2 separate regions of the Mus musculus genome follow, and region 2 is linked to region 1. A link is a loop called in an ENCODE intact Hi-C map of the cell type or tissue named here. Cell type or tissue: heart. All regions are shown on one strand. Links, peaks and the distances in the headings refer to the core of each region. The heading gives the core; the rest is flanking DNA.

Region 1 (7,868 bases), core at 1,864-6,863:
ATTATATTCAGAGGTGAGCCCTCTGGGGGTGATTATGTCATAAGGGCAGAGCCCTTTTAAATGGATTAGTACCCTTATAAAAGGACTCCAAAATTGTTCCTTTACATCTTCCATGACGCAAGGACACCCATGAACCAGAAAACTAACACCCACTAGACCACCAAGCTGCTGGTGCCTTGATATTGAGCTCCCAGCCCCCAGAACTGTGAGAATAAACTTCCATTGTTTGTAAGTTACCCAGCATCTGTTATTTTGCTATGGCAACTGGCTGGACTATGGCACATTCCAGCTGATTACGGCAAGCGTGAGACCCTTTTCTCCATTGCCATGTGCAGTCTCTTCACTATTACGGGCCACCATTTATTCTCTGAGCAGTCATTACTTTCCTTGTGGTTGTGACAACATACTAGACGAAGAATGACTTAAGGAAGGAAGGTTTGCTCTGGCTCTCAGTTTGAGTCATCTACAGGCCAGCCTAGCAGGAAAGGAATGGAAGCAGAAGCTTGAGGCAGACGCTCGCATTGCTGCACCCACCATCAGGAAGCAAGCACTGATAAATGCTGGTGCTCGGCTGGCTTTTTGCTTATTTACTCCAGGATCCCAAGCCATGGGGGTGATTTCACCCGTATTTAGGGTGGATTAAATCTCCCTGCCTCAATTATCCCATTCTAGAAACCGCCTCATTTGACATGCCTAGAAACAATCAGTATTCACCACCACGGAACTCCTAGCCAGTATCAGTGACTCAGGTTGGTTCGCCTTCATTTTTACGGCCCAAAATCTCCCTCAATGCTGTTGTTTTTCCTATAGGACGTTTCTCCTGTAACATTTTCTGTCTGTTTTCTTCCCCATTTCTGATGATCCAAATCACTGTTTCCCCAGCATAACCTTATCGCCTGCTCTTCTCTGTTCTGTCCTAGCCAAAACCTCTATGCTCCTTCCAAAGCTTGTGTGCCTGGGTACATACTTCTCTGTGGGCCCCGTTGCATTTGAAGACATGTGGACTAGTCACTTTCTCTCAGTGACTATGTTTTTGCAGGGACTTTAGAACACAAAGGGAACATCAGCTTGCCCCCTTCAGCAAATGGTCTCAAAGCTAGAATAGGCACCTATGGAGGAGCTCAGAGACTGTATCAGCGAGCTACCAAACCTGGTCTTGACAGATTGAGAATGAAGGGTCAGCTCTGTGGAGAGATGTTGTACATAGCACACAAACAAGAACCAGAAGAGAGACCCAAAGGCCACAGTGAACACCTGGGAAAGAGGAAACTTCAAGGGGTGAAGACAGAATGGAAGACACATAGGTTGTAAAGGACTCAGCAGAGAGGACGTAAGAGGAGAAGCAGCTCAGGGTGGAGACTGCCGGAGGGTTACTAAAATGAGCCACGGGACCGCGCGCAAACATCAATTGATAATAAGGCTGGCTTCCTTTTTGTCTTTGTTTTGTCAAATGCTAGCTGGTTGGTTTACAGCCAGCAGAACGTTGGAAGGGAATGGGAGTCAGTGCGTCCTACATACCAATCAGAAATGCAGGGTTGGCACTGGCCAGTTGAGTTCCAGGAGTTTCTCCAAGGAAGAAAGTATATTTTTTTTCCTCTGGAGTTCATTCTCAAGGTTTGACAACAACAGTTACCACCTCGGCATGATGGAAAGGGATGGCTACACACAGCTACAGACTATCTTCCAAAAGGCAAAATGATGGGGGCTACTATAGGAAACAGCGCCGAGAGCTCCCCAGCCCCCACCCCCAATAAAAGCAGAATTGCTATCTGATGCTGTACTTCTCCTTCTAGGACGAATGCTCTACAAATGGAAAGTAGGGACTTGAAGAAGCATTTGCATGCGGGTGATCATGGCTGCATCATTGAACTGAGAAGCAGGGTCTTGGGTTTATACTTGCACGTCCACAGATATGGCTTTGTTGTTTACTGGAGCCACATGGTAGAAGCTCGGCAGTGTCCACCAACAGCAAACAACACAGCATGGGGGATATACCCAGTGTACAAAGTTTTCTTTTCCTTGAAGAGGAAGAAAATTCTGACACATGGGGCAAGGTACATGAGCCCTGAGGACATCTTCCTGAATGAACAAGTGCTGTGCAGTTCTGTCACAGAGACGGGGCAGGAGAGGGGCACAGAGAGGACTGTGTTTGCTGTGGATGACATTTCTGTTTGCCAGATGAAAGCACCTGTGAGCATGAATGACCGTGGTGACAGTATAGCTCCGTGAACGTGTTTAGCAGCACTGAGTGGTACAATGAGAAATGGCCAAGATGGTAAATTTTCTCGTGTATATTTTATCACAATAAGAAATGCCCTTTAGGTATACAGCCTTCATGCTATTAAAGTATCTGCCTTTGTCTGAGAAGCAGGAGCCATTAATCCATCAATCCAACAGGCATCCTTCCCGGTAGATTGTAGGTACAAGGAAATTCACCCTCTTCCAAATTAGATCAAACCATTGTTCTGTGAACGTTCCTTATGGCTTCATGGGCACCAAAGCCTTGGCAGTCATCAACAGGGTTGGAGAAGGGCAAGATTCAGGATGCTGAGGAGGAGATGAAACATCTTATTGGGCTCCAGACTAAAGGCTATTATCTCCTTCAGTGATTTGGGGAAACCAACTCTAGCAGAGAATGCAAAGATTTAAGGGAAGGGAGCATCTTTTTGCCTGGGGAAGAATATGAGAGTGATATTGACCATTGGACATAGCTGTGGACTGACAGTAAGGCAGAGATGGGAACTTGGAGAGTTAGAACCTTTAAAGAAAAGTAGATTCACTCATAGCTACCTCTTTGGTGGCTCATATGCACCAGGCATTGTATTACCAAAGCAAAATGCTGAGGGGGAGGGCAGGAGACCCTTGTCTCCACCATCTTGTTAAGAAAGGCAGTTTTTACTCAGTATCAAACTGTCTAATTCCCTTGCAACTGGGTGGCACCTAGAGGTGCTGACAGATGTTACAGCCCGGAAAGACCACAATGCCCACATCCAGCTTGCATGCAATGGCAGGCTGCCCACCAGCCATTGGTTCAGAGCAAAAAGTTATTAGGTTCTTCTTTAGAAAAGGCAAAAATAGGATCACCAACTAATAGCACCTCCCTAGTGGTTAATGTGGGGTCTGGAGAATGCCAGAGAGCCACCTTTATAGATAGTCCCATCAACTGACAACTGATCCCAGGATGAAAAAAACCCACACTTGTGGGTTACAAAATCCTTGCAGTTGGAGGACAAGATAGAGGAGATGTTGTTAGGAATGGGGCCTTGAGACGCCAGGAATAATCAAGGAAGTTATTTTAGTAGTTAAGTTTCTATTATCTGCCCTAGGCATGGAAGCATCATAAAACTTGGTGGTGCCTTGCCAGGGAATTGCTTTGTGCGCATAGCTGTGGAAATGTTACACATAAGACTGATCAGGAATAATTGGAATGCATGGTAAACAACTCAAACTCTCCAAGATTTAAGGGTCCTAGAGGAAAAACAAGAGAACTCAGTCCATTTTAATGAAGAACTCCAATCATTCAGAATTTAGTAGAATTTCACTCACGTCTGATGGATGGCATGTGACCTTGTGTGTTTGAGCATTTAGGCCAATGTTTGGTTTTAGACATTTAGATTCCACAGTTCATTTTCTCCAGTGAACAATAAGGTTTTGGACTATATTTAAATCATTCAATGGTCCCCTCCTCCTCCTCTCCCTCCCCCCTCCTTCATCACCCTTGTCTTTAAGGGTTTTATTTTGTTTTGCTGGTTTTGTGCTTTGAGACTTGTCATAAAAAGTACTCCAGGGCCAAGGGATGCTACTGACTCAGAACTGAATCTGTATATCTGCAGCCTAGATGGGCCTTGAACTCGTGATTTCCCTGCCTCCACCTCTTGAGGGCTAGAATTACAAGTCATATGCTAACATGTCTGGGTTGTTCAAGAGTTTTTGAGAAGTTGAAGGGGATTCTTGGCTCACCGATTTTTGATGAGAAAGAGACTTTAAGTTCTATATGATTGGCTGTTTATTGCTTATTTGAATTTACAAATGATTTTTTTTTTAAATCATGAAAGCAAAGATGGTCTGTCCATCTTTTTGGACAGAATATAAATGCTGTTTAACTTCTCAACTAATTAAGGTTAAAAAGCCACTGGAATTGGTTAAGTATGTGCAGTTCTTGAGACTGTGCGCTGGGGTTCTTGACAGGAAACATTTGCATAAGCTCTGTGTTACCAGGACGTATTTCCAGAAGAGAGTCTGCCTTGACAAATGTCACAGTGATTCATGACAGTGTTATGTAACTCTATTATGCATTTTGGGTTGAACAACTTGGATTTGTTGCAGGTACAATTCAATTAAATGTGGAATTTTTTTATTTGAACTGATTAGGTAGAGACAGAGCTTTTTACAAAACTCTAATGTGAGCCAGTCTTTTGTTTGGGAATACATCTGTGCAGGTTGTCATGTGGGGATAAAGGAGTTATTGATGCTACCTCTGACTGTCACCGCGGAGGAACTCCCTCCCTCCCACTTGAGCCTCGTATGCGCTTCTCTGCAGTAGATCCGGCTACAGACATCAAGGAAGACAAATGGGAAGATCTGTAGCTGTCAGCCTGGCTCTGTGGTGCTCCTCATCCCTCCAAGGTGCTCCATCCTTACCTTAGCCCCTCCCACCCCCCATGGACCGGAAGCTACACCTTCCCAGGATCGCATTAGGAGAGCAGTTTCCCTGGTCTGGGTGTGCTGCAGACAGGACGGGCATTTTCCTCACAGGAGGTACTAGGAACAGAGCTGGATTCTCAGTTTGGGCAATGCTATGCTCTGGCTCTCAGAACTGAGGCTGCACGTGTGACTCATCCCTGGGCTCAGAGCCTATCTTATGTTCCCACCAGCTCCCTTTTCAGGACCCAGAGGCCTCTCACTTGAGTCCTAATGTCCAAGAAAGACTTCTATGGCAGCTGCTTGGCTGGTCACGTGACTACTATCAGGTGACCTCCCTCTCTAGGGGCAGCCTTCTCCTGCCCATTCCACCTTGGCCAGTGCTTGCTAAAACAGGGAGCTGCCATTTCTCACCCTTCACGTGAGTCCAGCCTGTAGCCCGCAGGCTGCATGTGTCCTATGACAACTAGGAACAAAACTGGGCACATTCGACATACTGTCATGTCAAAAGGGCGCGCACACGTGGAACCCTGCACACTCCCCATCAGCTGGAGTGATTTCATTATCCACAGCCCCATCTGCTCTCTGTCCCTAATCCACCCCCCACCGAAAGGGGACAGTTTCTAGGTCACTCTCTTTTCTGCCCCGTTTCCTTGGGATTTTAGCTACACTCTGAGGCAGGAAAGCCACACAAATTCCTTAGATACCTCTATCTAACGCAAAATAGCTTAGATGTCGTAAATTGCCAATTAATACATTATTTCTGTGAGTGTCTTAGCTAGATTCAGGTAGGGCTGAAAGTAATTTCAGTAATAGCTGAATGTGGGCTTTTGAAGATGAAGAAGAATGATGCTCTCAGGCAGGAGGTGCTAACACTGGGCATGGAGCCAGGTGTGTGAGCCCTGTCTCCAGAAGTCCAGCTCTGCCACTGGGATCTGCTGCAGCTATCCACAGTGGACTCTTGCTGACTTTATCTAAGCTCTCTCTCTCTCTCTCTCTCTCTCTCTCTCTCTCTCTCTCTCTCTCTCTCGCTCTCTCTCTCTCTCTCTCTGATGTTTCTTCTAACATAGACTAAGAAGAGATGGGTCATCACCTGCGGGAGGTTGCATAGTTCCCACTACCTGGAAGAGACTATCAGATAGCACTTGGTCTTTGCTTTTGACACACTAGTGGTTATGCTGGTTAAATTTTCTCAACTTAGCTAGAGTCAACTAAGAGGGAAACTTAGTTGTGGGATTGCCTCCATCAGAGTGCCAGTAGGTAATATCTGTGGAACATTTTCTTAACACTGATGTGAGAGGGTGGAGTCCACTATGGCGGAGCCACTGCTGGGCAAGAGGTTCTGGGTAGTACCAGAATGCAGTTTGAGCAAGGCAGTAAGCAGCGTTCCTGTATAGTCTGGCTCCGTGTTCCTGCCTTGAGTTCCTGCTCTGACTTCCATTTACGACGTACTGGAAACTATAAACAGAAATAAACCCTTTGCTCCCCAAGTTGCTTCCATTCTGGTATTGATCACAGCAGCCTTAAGCAGACTAGTACAGTGATTACAAAGTTGTTTACTGAGACCTGAGCAGCTTGCATTTGCCTTCCTTCTCCAGACCTAGTCTCAGTGACTCTTGGAGAGAATAAGGCAGTCGTTTTACAAAACTTCCGTTTCCTGCGTGTGTGAGTGGGAGCTCTCTCTTTGTGTGAGCTCTTGTGCGCCCATGCACAGTCCTAGATCACAGTGTGGTCAATCATCTGTTTACTGAGGTTCATCATTAAACAGAGTGTCAAGGTCACTGATCCAGTTCAAATCTCCCATTTACCTCTAAGCAAACAGAGGGGAAGTGAATGGTTGGCCATAATCCATTAAGCTAACCAGTGACGGCTAGAGAGAGTGGAACGGGAGATTTTCCTCACCCTCCTCTTCTGCCACATTCTGTTGAGCGCTTCGGAGGCTGAATCGATACACTTCTGTTCCTTTTGAGTATGAGTCACAAAATACAGTAGTTGTCAAAAAAACACATCATGTTTTATGGCTATTGCTACATGGAACCAGCATAGATGCCCAGCAAGAGCTGAACGGATAAATAAAATGTAATGTTACACACACACACATATATACTCACTCTCTCTCTCTCTCTCTCTCTCTCTCTCTCTCTCTCATACACACACACACACACACACACACACACACACACACACACACTGGAGTTTGCTAAGCCATAATGATGCTATGAATCTGATAGAGCTGGAGATCATCATGTTAAGCAAAATAGGCCAGACTCAGAAAGACAAGTATTTCAAACCTCTCATTTATTGAATTTAGACTTAAATTTAAATATTGGGAGGGCTATGATGAGAGAAAAGGAACAAGACAGGGTAGTTGCTGTGGGAGGGAGGCAGATGTATCACACATATCTGCAGCATCTAGGGATGTGTGTGTGCGTGACAAAGAGACAGAGAGCAACAGAGAGACAGAGAGAGACAGAGAGAGGGAGAGAGAGAACTATGAAGGGAAGAAGAGAAATACTGAGAAGAGGGGGAAGTGGGTAGGAGGGTGAGAGTCAAGTATGTACAAGGTACAATTATACACCTACATGAAAATGTCATAATAAAATTCATTATTTTGTATGCTAACCAAATATTTATACTAAAAAAATATCTGCAGCATCCATCACTTACTTCTACTTTGTTACAGGAAGAGGACAGGGGAGTAACACGTGGCAGGAGATACATGTGGTGAGAGAGTCGGAAACACAGGGATCTAAGCCAGCTCCAGAGACACCCGTGGATGGAGACCAGGAGACAAGATGCTCTGCCCCATAAGAAGAATGGAAGTTTGGGGAGATGCCCCACCAGGGGTGTCCAGAGGCTATGACCCTAGAGGGTAAGCGGGGAATCAGTTCAGAAGTCACGAAAGCATGGCTCTAACAAATGTACCTGAGGATAATTGTCTACTTATCAAGCCCTGCACTTGGCTGGGAGACGGTTGTCTTGTTAGCCACTACTCTCCTGTTCTCTACCGTTTCCTACATCTGCCTGTTGTCAGGGTAGGCCCTTGATAAATAATGTTCCCTTAACATTCTGTCTTAATTAGGATTTCTAGTGATAGGATGAAACACAAGGCAACCTGAGCAGGAAAAGGTTTATTTCAGCTTATACTTCCAGATCAGAGTCCATCACAGAGGGGAGGCAGGGCAGGAACTCAAACAGGGAGGAGTCTGGAGCCAGGAGCTGATGCA
Region 2 (7,868 bases), core at 1,213-6,212, 87 kb before region 1:
TTAGGAGTCGATACACCTGCGCCAAGGCTCAGAGAGAGCTTCAGAGGCTGAGACAAGCAGAGGTGTGTCCTGTCTGTGCAAGGTAGAGAGGTTGGATGTACAGCAGACAAGGACCTGCTTTCTGGGGCTCAGAATGCAGGGACGGGAGCAAGGTCACAGCCCGACGGTGATGCAAACCCTGTGGAGTACCAGGAAGCACCGTGACTCTGTGAGCTGGGGCCCAGAGGCCATGGGTGTGATGTGGAAGGGCTGCTGGCATCTGGCCTGACTGCAGGCGGGAGCTGCCCTTGTCTGATGCTGCAGGAAGGGAGGGGCTGAAGGTAACCCGAGTTTCCATTGCTTCAAGAAAAAGCTAGGGCCTAGATCTTTATAGAATTATGATTCCTTAAATCTAACAATTAGCATATATTTAAAAGCTAAAACAATACCTCTCTCGATGCACCTGGTGCATAGGCTGCCTGCGCTGGCCTTTGTCTTCCATATGCAGCTATGACTGGACTCTGAGGGCTAGGCAGCCCTGGGCATATGACTTGATATCTGCCTACTTTGGGCTCAGTCCCTAGGATGCTGTGGTGTTTCCTCACATAGCTAAGAAAATAATGTTCTTTCCCCAAACTTAGACTTGGCAGGTGGGTGGATTTCTGGTTTGAGAGTTGAATCTTAAAAAATAAAGAGCACCCCTGATAGGAGAGTGGCATTTCTTCTCAGGCACATTGCTACTCTTTGGAGCCTGGGAGGTTCTCATGGCCCTGAGTCGTCTAGGTCAAGGCAAGGGTGACCTGGCTCTCATTTTCAGGATGCCCAGATGACTTTGTGTCCCAAAAGTAGTTTTTGTTTGTTTGTTTGTTTGTTTGTCACACAGAACAAAGACACAACTGCCTGGAACTAATTACTTTGTATACCTGGAGTTGCCTTTTTCTCTGATGAGTAGTCTCAACAGAAAGGATTCCACCCCATCAGGTGTGTGTTTTATAATTGCATGGCTGCCTTAGGCTCAGAGGCCCCAAATGTAAGAATGAAACTGGAAGTGCGTTGAATGGCATGGTATCAGGGACAGGCCTTCAGTCTTGGTGGGCAGTGTGGAAATGAGACTTCTTCCCAGGGTGCCACCGAGTGCTGAGCTCTGGTGGACAGAAAGGGACAGCTAGCTTCATCTTGTGTTGTTTGCCTTCCTTGAGCCTACCTGGAGTGACCAGGGGAGTTTGTGGCTAAGCCTCACATACCTGTTTTGTGAGGCACTGAGGGTGCAGGGAGCCAAAGGCAGCAAGCTCTCCAGAGTGAGTCCAGGGTGTAGCCAAGGATGAGAAACCCTTTGAGAGATGGGGCCCATCCCGTTAGATCCAAGCTGCCAAGCTCAAGATGGTAGTTTCTAGAACATTCGACCAAGACTACTCCTTACAGATTGCTGGGGAAATTCTTCCAGGGTTTCCTGCCGTCAACTTCAAATTCCACCCTGGGAACTAGTACTGAATACTAGAAGCATACACAGAGTTTAAATTTGCTTCACCATTCGCCAGCTGGGCGGCCTGAGCCGACTCTGACAGCTGCAGTTTCTCACCTAGTGCAAGAGAGAAGTGCTGGCCTTGCTTGCTGCACGGAGCTGTGTCAGCACAAACCTCCATTCAAGGATGGCTCAGAAGACAGTGTCTGCATAAGGAAGCTCAGTGGACACTCCCTATTTCTGTTCTGCCTCCCCCTGTCCCACTGGAGGCCCCCTCATCTCAGGCAACCTTTGTAGATGGACCTGACCCAATCTTGTTTGCTCTCTTTCTGAAGAGGCTCACCGAATGCTCACTGCACATCTCCCACTGTACGTGGAGGAGGCTTCTATGAGGTGACCTTGGGAACAGGCTCCTAGAAAGTAGGCCAACTGGTGTCTCTAGTGAGGACCCCTTAATTGCCCTGCACACAGGGAAAGGTAAAGTTGGAGAGGGTAGCATGGTTTTGGGTGATGAATGGTCCATCAGGATACCCATGATGCACCAGACACTGTATTGGGCATCGAGGATTGCTGGCACAGGTGCCTCCTGGAACAGAGCTTCCAGCCTGTGGACGATGGTTTGTACCCCATTAGCAAATGTAAAGGTAAAGGACAAGATGTTTAAAGAGAGGATTTGAGGGAGACATAAGAGAAATTATCATGAATTAGAAGAATAGCCAAAAGACTTAACTCAGGGAGAAAATAAAGGGAAGTGCCATTTCTACTCATAAACGTATAGGGCTTCTCGTGACACAGGGTCACAGTGATGGCTATAAATTTAGATACATTCAATGGTGACTTGATAATGGGTCAGTGATGGAGCCACCCCGACCTTCTGGAAAGGAATATCATAAAAGCAACCTTCATCTCTGCATCACACCTTCGCATATGGGGTCTGCTGCATGTTCTGCACCCAGAGGGATACAGTCACAGGGACACGATGGGCAGTAGACATGAGGCCTCCCTATTTGGGCAGAGATTAGCAATGCCAGAAAGGTACAGGCTGCCCCTCTTTAGAGGAGTTTAGCTAAGAGTGGAAGGTTATTGGCCACAGGCTGCCCATCCCCCCATCCCCAGATAGAGGGGAGTTTCTTATTTCTGGTATAGTAGGCAGGAATGGACAGAGCAATCTCTTGTAGAGACTGAGGGTTCTGGAACCTCGGTGGCTGGTATCCACCCATGCTTTCTGATTTGAGCATTGTTTTGTTGGCCTCTGGAAGAAAACAGTGTCCTGGGAAAATAGGATGTCAGAGGTGAATTTAACAGCAGAGTAGGAAAAGTTGCCAGCAAAAAGAAAGTGGCAGGGGAGGGTGGGTGTTCTCTCTCTGTGTGTGTGTGTGTGTGCGCGCTCGCGCGTGTGTATAGTACCAGAAGTTCAATGACAGAGCAGCAGGGGATGCATGTAAGGGACATGTGCCTGAGGTTTTTAGACGGTTTGAGGTAGGAATAACATAATGTGACAGGAGAGAGATCAGAAGTCTGGGCGGCAGGCGGCAGGCTCTGTGCTCAGCGCTTCCCATGCTAGCCAATTTCCTCAGGCTTGCAGCTTAAAGAGCAAATGACATTACTGTCCCCTTTATCAGGTGAGGACATAGGCTCTAGGAGGATCTGTATTGTTCCCAGTATGGGGTAGTCTGGCTGGGTAAGGAGCCTTTCAGTAGGGAGTTAAGACTCAGAGCTTGGCACCGCAGGCTGGGTGAAGGCAACACTGGTGACAGGCTGGGGGACTCAGAGGATGCAGGCTGAGTGTCCATGTCAGCTTGCTGGGTGCAGGTTGCTGGCTATGCTCTGCTGCCCCATGGGGTTTCCTGGCAACTCACGAAGCAAATGCCAGGGCCAAGAGGGACAGGGTGGAAAGTGTTTCCGACGGAATGGAAAGAGAGTGCCAACTTGCCTCTCCCCATATACTGGTCACTGAGCTAATAAAAACATCTGAAGGATCACTGGGTTTGGATCCTGTGGGCGAGATGGCCATTACTGCTGAGGCATGGGAAAATGCTCAGGAAACAAGGATTTCCTTGGGACTCGACTGTCACAACCGAAAAGAAAACACACACGGAATGGAGAGCCCATGAAGAGATTCCAGGACATTCCCAAGGAGAAGGTAAGATTTAAGAGGATTCTGGGTAGGGATAGAAAGAAAATATATAGCCCATGTGGGCATCTCTTAGCTTGCTGGCTTTTCCTGTCAGTTGATTTCTTTGCAAGACTCAGCTCAGCCTAAGATTTGGAGGAGGCGAAATTGTAGATTTGCATCACAGCCTTAAGGAAAGCACCTGGAACCTCCGAGGCTCTATATTCTGGACTCTAAAGGGGCTCATGGCAACTGCGTAGGACACTGTGAGCCTGTAACACCACGCAGTAGTTACTCACTGCATTTGCCTCATGCCATCGACAGTGACAGTCCTAGCAGGGGCACAGGGGAGACTCACTGTCAAGCTCTGCTGAGGCATGGAGACAGTGAGACAGGATTATCAGGAAGACGCTGAAGACAGAATGGCCAGAACCAGGATAAATGAGATTTAACGCTGTTGAAGTTAAGTAGAAGCCACAGCTATGAGGCGATCAGCTCAGAAATATGCAGTTTGGAGATCTGAGGAGATGACATTTGAGATGACATGATAAGCCGGTCTTGTCCCAGTAATATAGAGATGCAGGATGCAGCAGAAGGTCCCTGAGTGTGCATTACAACTCAAAGACCAGGCTAGGAAGAGGAGGGAGTGAGACTCACAACCCAGGCTCAGGAGTAGGGATCTTTGAATTCAGTTTAAGGGGTGAAGACCAACATTTAGAACGCTGTAGTAGCCAGGCGTGATGCTTGTAATCCTGTCACAAGGGGATGACAGTGGAGCAGAGTCAGGAGGATTGCTCAAATTTAAGGTCATCCTGATCTTACATAGTTAATCCTAGAACAGCCAGGAATACATAGATATATTCTATCCCAAACAAAACAAAATACAGCTGAACCACAGCATAAAAATACAAAACCTAAATAAATGAATAAATAAGTGAATAAATGCAGGACACACACACATACACACATATACATATGCATATACACATCACATATACACATACATACATACACAATATACACATATGCGGACATATACACACGTACACACACATACATACACAATTACACATATACACACACACATCCACATAAACATACATACATGCACACACACAGCAACCAAAATACCACCCCACCATCACCACCACTGCAGGTTATGCCCTCATTTTTATATCCTGGTGTTCTCAGGTATGCTCACATATGTTACTTGCCTCAGTTTCCCCTTTTGCACTGGGACACCTGTATAGTCTGATTCATTTAACTCTGTTAGTGTTCCTCAGAGGACCAGCCTCCCTCACAGCAGAAAGGCACAAGTTCCCTGCAGCGGGCATTATCCCTGGCGATAATCCCCCTGCTCCCGGAGCAAAGACCCTGGGGCTGAGCTGTCTCTGCAGTCTTCCCCAGTTTAGAGTAGAAACAGAAGCACCCAGTTAACTGTAAATATCAGAATAAAACACATACATTTTTAAAGTATATCTCAAATGCTGAGTGAGATACACTAAAAAAATTAGTCGTTGCTCATCTGGGATTCAAATTGAAGCAGATACCTGTGTTTTATTTGGCAGCTTTAAGTAATAAACAGAGCAAACAGAGGGAAATTTAGAAGATTAAGACTTTAAAATGCCTCCAACTAAAAAACTTTGCGCTTTAATATGATCATAAATTAACAGCTGTATTGCATTATGCAAATTTATGTTAAGTTATTCACTCTCTGTCATCACACCCCAGTAAAGATTGTATATATGACATTTAGAGGAAAATGACATCTCCTGATAAGGGTTTTGCTCTGCATTTTGAGGCAGCTGACTACCTATGCCTGATCACTGGAGCCTGGCCTCCTTGTGTAAGTGACTCAGGAAGTTCTTTCTGTCCAGGACCCTGGAGAACGGTCCCAGGAGTGGTGGTTTCTATGGCTGTTGGGAGATGTATACCCCTGCCCAAGAATGGCGCCTCCTGGCCTGATCACCTGTGCTCAAGGAACTCACCAGGAGGCGGGGCTCTATCTGAAAAATCTGTCATTCTGTCTCTTGGGGCAGTCATACACAAGGAGAAAGACATCTCTAGTCTGATGTCCCACCAGTTGGCTAATTTAATGTTCAAGCAGACATAGGTGTCTGTCATTAGCTATCCTTAGACAGGAGCACTTGATTGGCTCATTTAGAGACCTTACCTTCCTGAATGATAAATAAATAAATAAATAAATAAATAAACCCACTATATTTCTTTCCTTTTTCTTCCTTTCCATTTATTTACTTATATTTGCTTGCTTATTTATTTATTTATTTATTTCCTGAGACAAATACCCTTTTCAGATAGCCCAGGCTGGATTTGAATTAGCTCTGTAGCTGAGGACTTTCAATTATAAAGCCTTTATTTCCTGGGTACCCTGCTTATATGTGTGTACCTACCCTTGGGTGACTGCTTCTTAAGGTTGTGGCACAGCTGATGGAGGAGGTGCCCATTTCTGTTCTGGAAGGAAGGGTCAAGCCTTGCAAGGGGCACATGACCTTTGTTAACCTGGTACCAAGTAAAACTTAGAAGCCAGGAAGCCAGATGGCTTTCAGGAGATCTCAGAATGCCAGGGCTGTCTTGGAAAGTGGCTGTTGGCAGAAATAAGCAACAGGGAAGAAGGCAGGTAAGAGGGCCTAGAATGATCTGGAACTGAAAGTGGTGATGTTGAAGAGGCAGTACCAGGCTTCTCGTGGGTGCTGAAGCATGCCATCCTACAGACCCAGGCCATCACTGTTCTAAACACTTATGGACTCAGGAGGGCAACAAGGGCTCCACTGGCCTTCTTAGAGAGGACACTGGTTCTTCAAGCTACACAGATAAGTGAGCATGGGCCTTGGGCCAGGAAGCTGCAACACAGTGTGATTCTGGGACATCTCCTAATGCCCTTTCCTTATTTCCTTATTTACAAAGCAAAGGTAGGTAGCTCAGTAGTCAAGTGTCTGCCTTACCATATATGAAGTCCTGAATTTAATTCCCAGTAAAGCATGCATGCATGCGTGCAAACAAGTGTGCGTGATGACTTATGGTTTTTTTTTTTTTGCTTTAATCATCATCTGCTGAGCACTCAGGTCTTGATATGATGAGGCCCACAAGCCTAGAGAATAGTTTAGCATCCTGAGACACTGCTTGGGGTGGGCATCTCTCTCCTAACAGTGCATCTCGTAATCTGTCAGACTGGGTGTGCACCTCCCTTCGTACAACGGACATAAGTTCCTCTTCCCCTTGACAAGGATCAAACGAAACCTTCTCCTTTATGAACAGTTTCTACTGGAACGCATACCAGAATGTGTCTGTGTATAGAAGGCAGCGGGCCTCGTATGTTTTACACTGCCATTGAGTGCATGCATGTGTAGTCCAGCAAACTGTATCCTCTGAGTGAACATGAAGGGAGACTTCCCTACTTACCACCTACAGCTCTACATAGTTAAGCACACATATGATTCAAACCATCACGGGAAGGGACATACTCAATGAGCAAAGATTTCCCAGATTCATCCTTCTATTAAACCCTATGGGGGGAAAGTCTCAAACAGTAAGAAGGTCCTTTGAGTTCCCTCATGGTGTGGTCGGCTGTCACTCCTGACAGTGTGTGTCTTCCTGATCTGCTCCAGTGTTACTTTGCAATCTCTTTGTGTGTGCACCTTTATTTTAATTCTTTGATTAAGATGTCAAGAACCCGGCAACACCTGGCCCAGACCCTGACCGTTGGAACTCACGACAGACCCTGCACTGGTAGAGGGACAGTCATGCCTGCCCCGGGCGGAACAAGCTGAAGAGACTTCTACCCATGAGAAGGTGTGCGGGGGAGCTCCTGAGGTCGGAGCTCCTTGCCTTTCTGAGATGGTGAAAGCAGGTACGTTCCAGGGCGTGGAGTCTGTGGCTTTCTTGGTCTTGGGGCTGTGACAGCTGAAAAGCTAAGAGGGCCTAAGGCTTGAGCATGGACCAAGAGGAAGGTGGGGTTGCTGGAAATGCGCACTCAAGATGCCTCACCGGCAAGGACAGACTACACTCATGGGCCTCTTCTGGCAAGGCTGGCCCACATGCAAATGGATGATGGGATCTGAAGGAGGCTCGAATCAGCAAGGCCTTTGAAACTTGACGTAGGAGGTCAGGAGCAGGACAGGGGCAGGGGTAATATTCACAGTCCTTCCTTAGAACTTTGGAGAAAAGAGCAAGGTTGGAAAGGTCACAGACTACTGCAGAGAGGCCAGACCCAGACTTCCCAGAACTCCAGGTAGACACTACAGGCACTATTAAGTAGGCTTTAAGGAAACATTTGAGGGACAGGAAGAAAAATGC

Evidence for each region. A loop is a pair of places that touch in the nucleus more often than their neighbours do. Peaks named below come from ENCODE experiments on the same cell type or tissue, not always from the same donor. Only the 100,000 strongest peaks of a DNase experiment are listed, where the experiment ranks them.
Region 2: it touches region 1 in a loop (1.8-fold over the local background); 2 of 42 quality-filtered maps call a loop at or near these places.

The regions. Positions count from the first base shown.
Region 1 is chr6:38,958,231-38,966,098 of GRCm38, reverse strand. All of the region lies in intron 3 of Tbxas1 (thromboxane A synthase 1, platelet), which reads right to left. Gm52859 (a long non-coding RNA gene) reads left to right here and starts at 157. Exons shown (of 2, transcript XR_003956281.1): 1 at 157-749; 2 at 1,794-4,363. In heart, for the core only: no CTCF peak of the experiment used is centred there; a DNase peak (open chromatin) is centred at 4,938; H3K27ac peaks cover 683 bases.
Region 2 is chr6:39,044,722-39,052,589 of GRCm38, reverse strand. All of the region lies in intron 9 of Tbxas1 (thromboxane A synthase 1, platelet), which reads right to left. It overlaps Gm46989 (a long non-coding RNA gene), which reads left to right. Exons shown (of 3, transcript XR_003956280.1): 3 at 7,235-7,868. Among named protein-coding and RNA genes, the nearest start is that of Gm46989, 6.2 kb to the left of the region's middle. In heart, for the core only: no CTCF peak of the experiment used is centred there; a DNase peak (open chromatin) is centred at 3,289; H3K27me3 peaks cover 323 bases.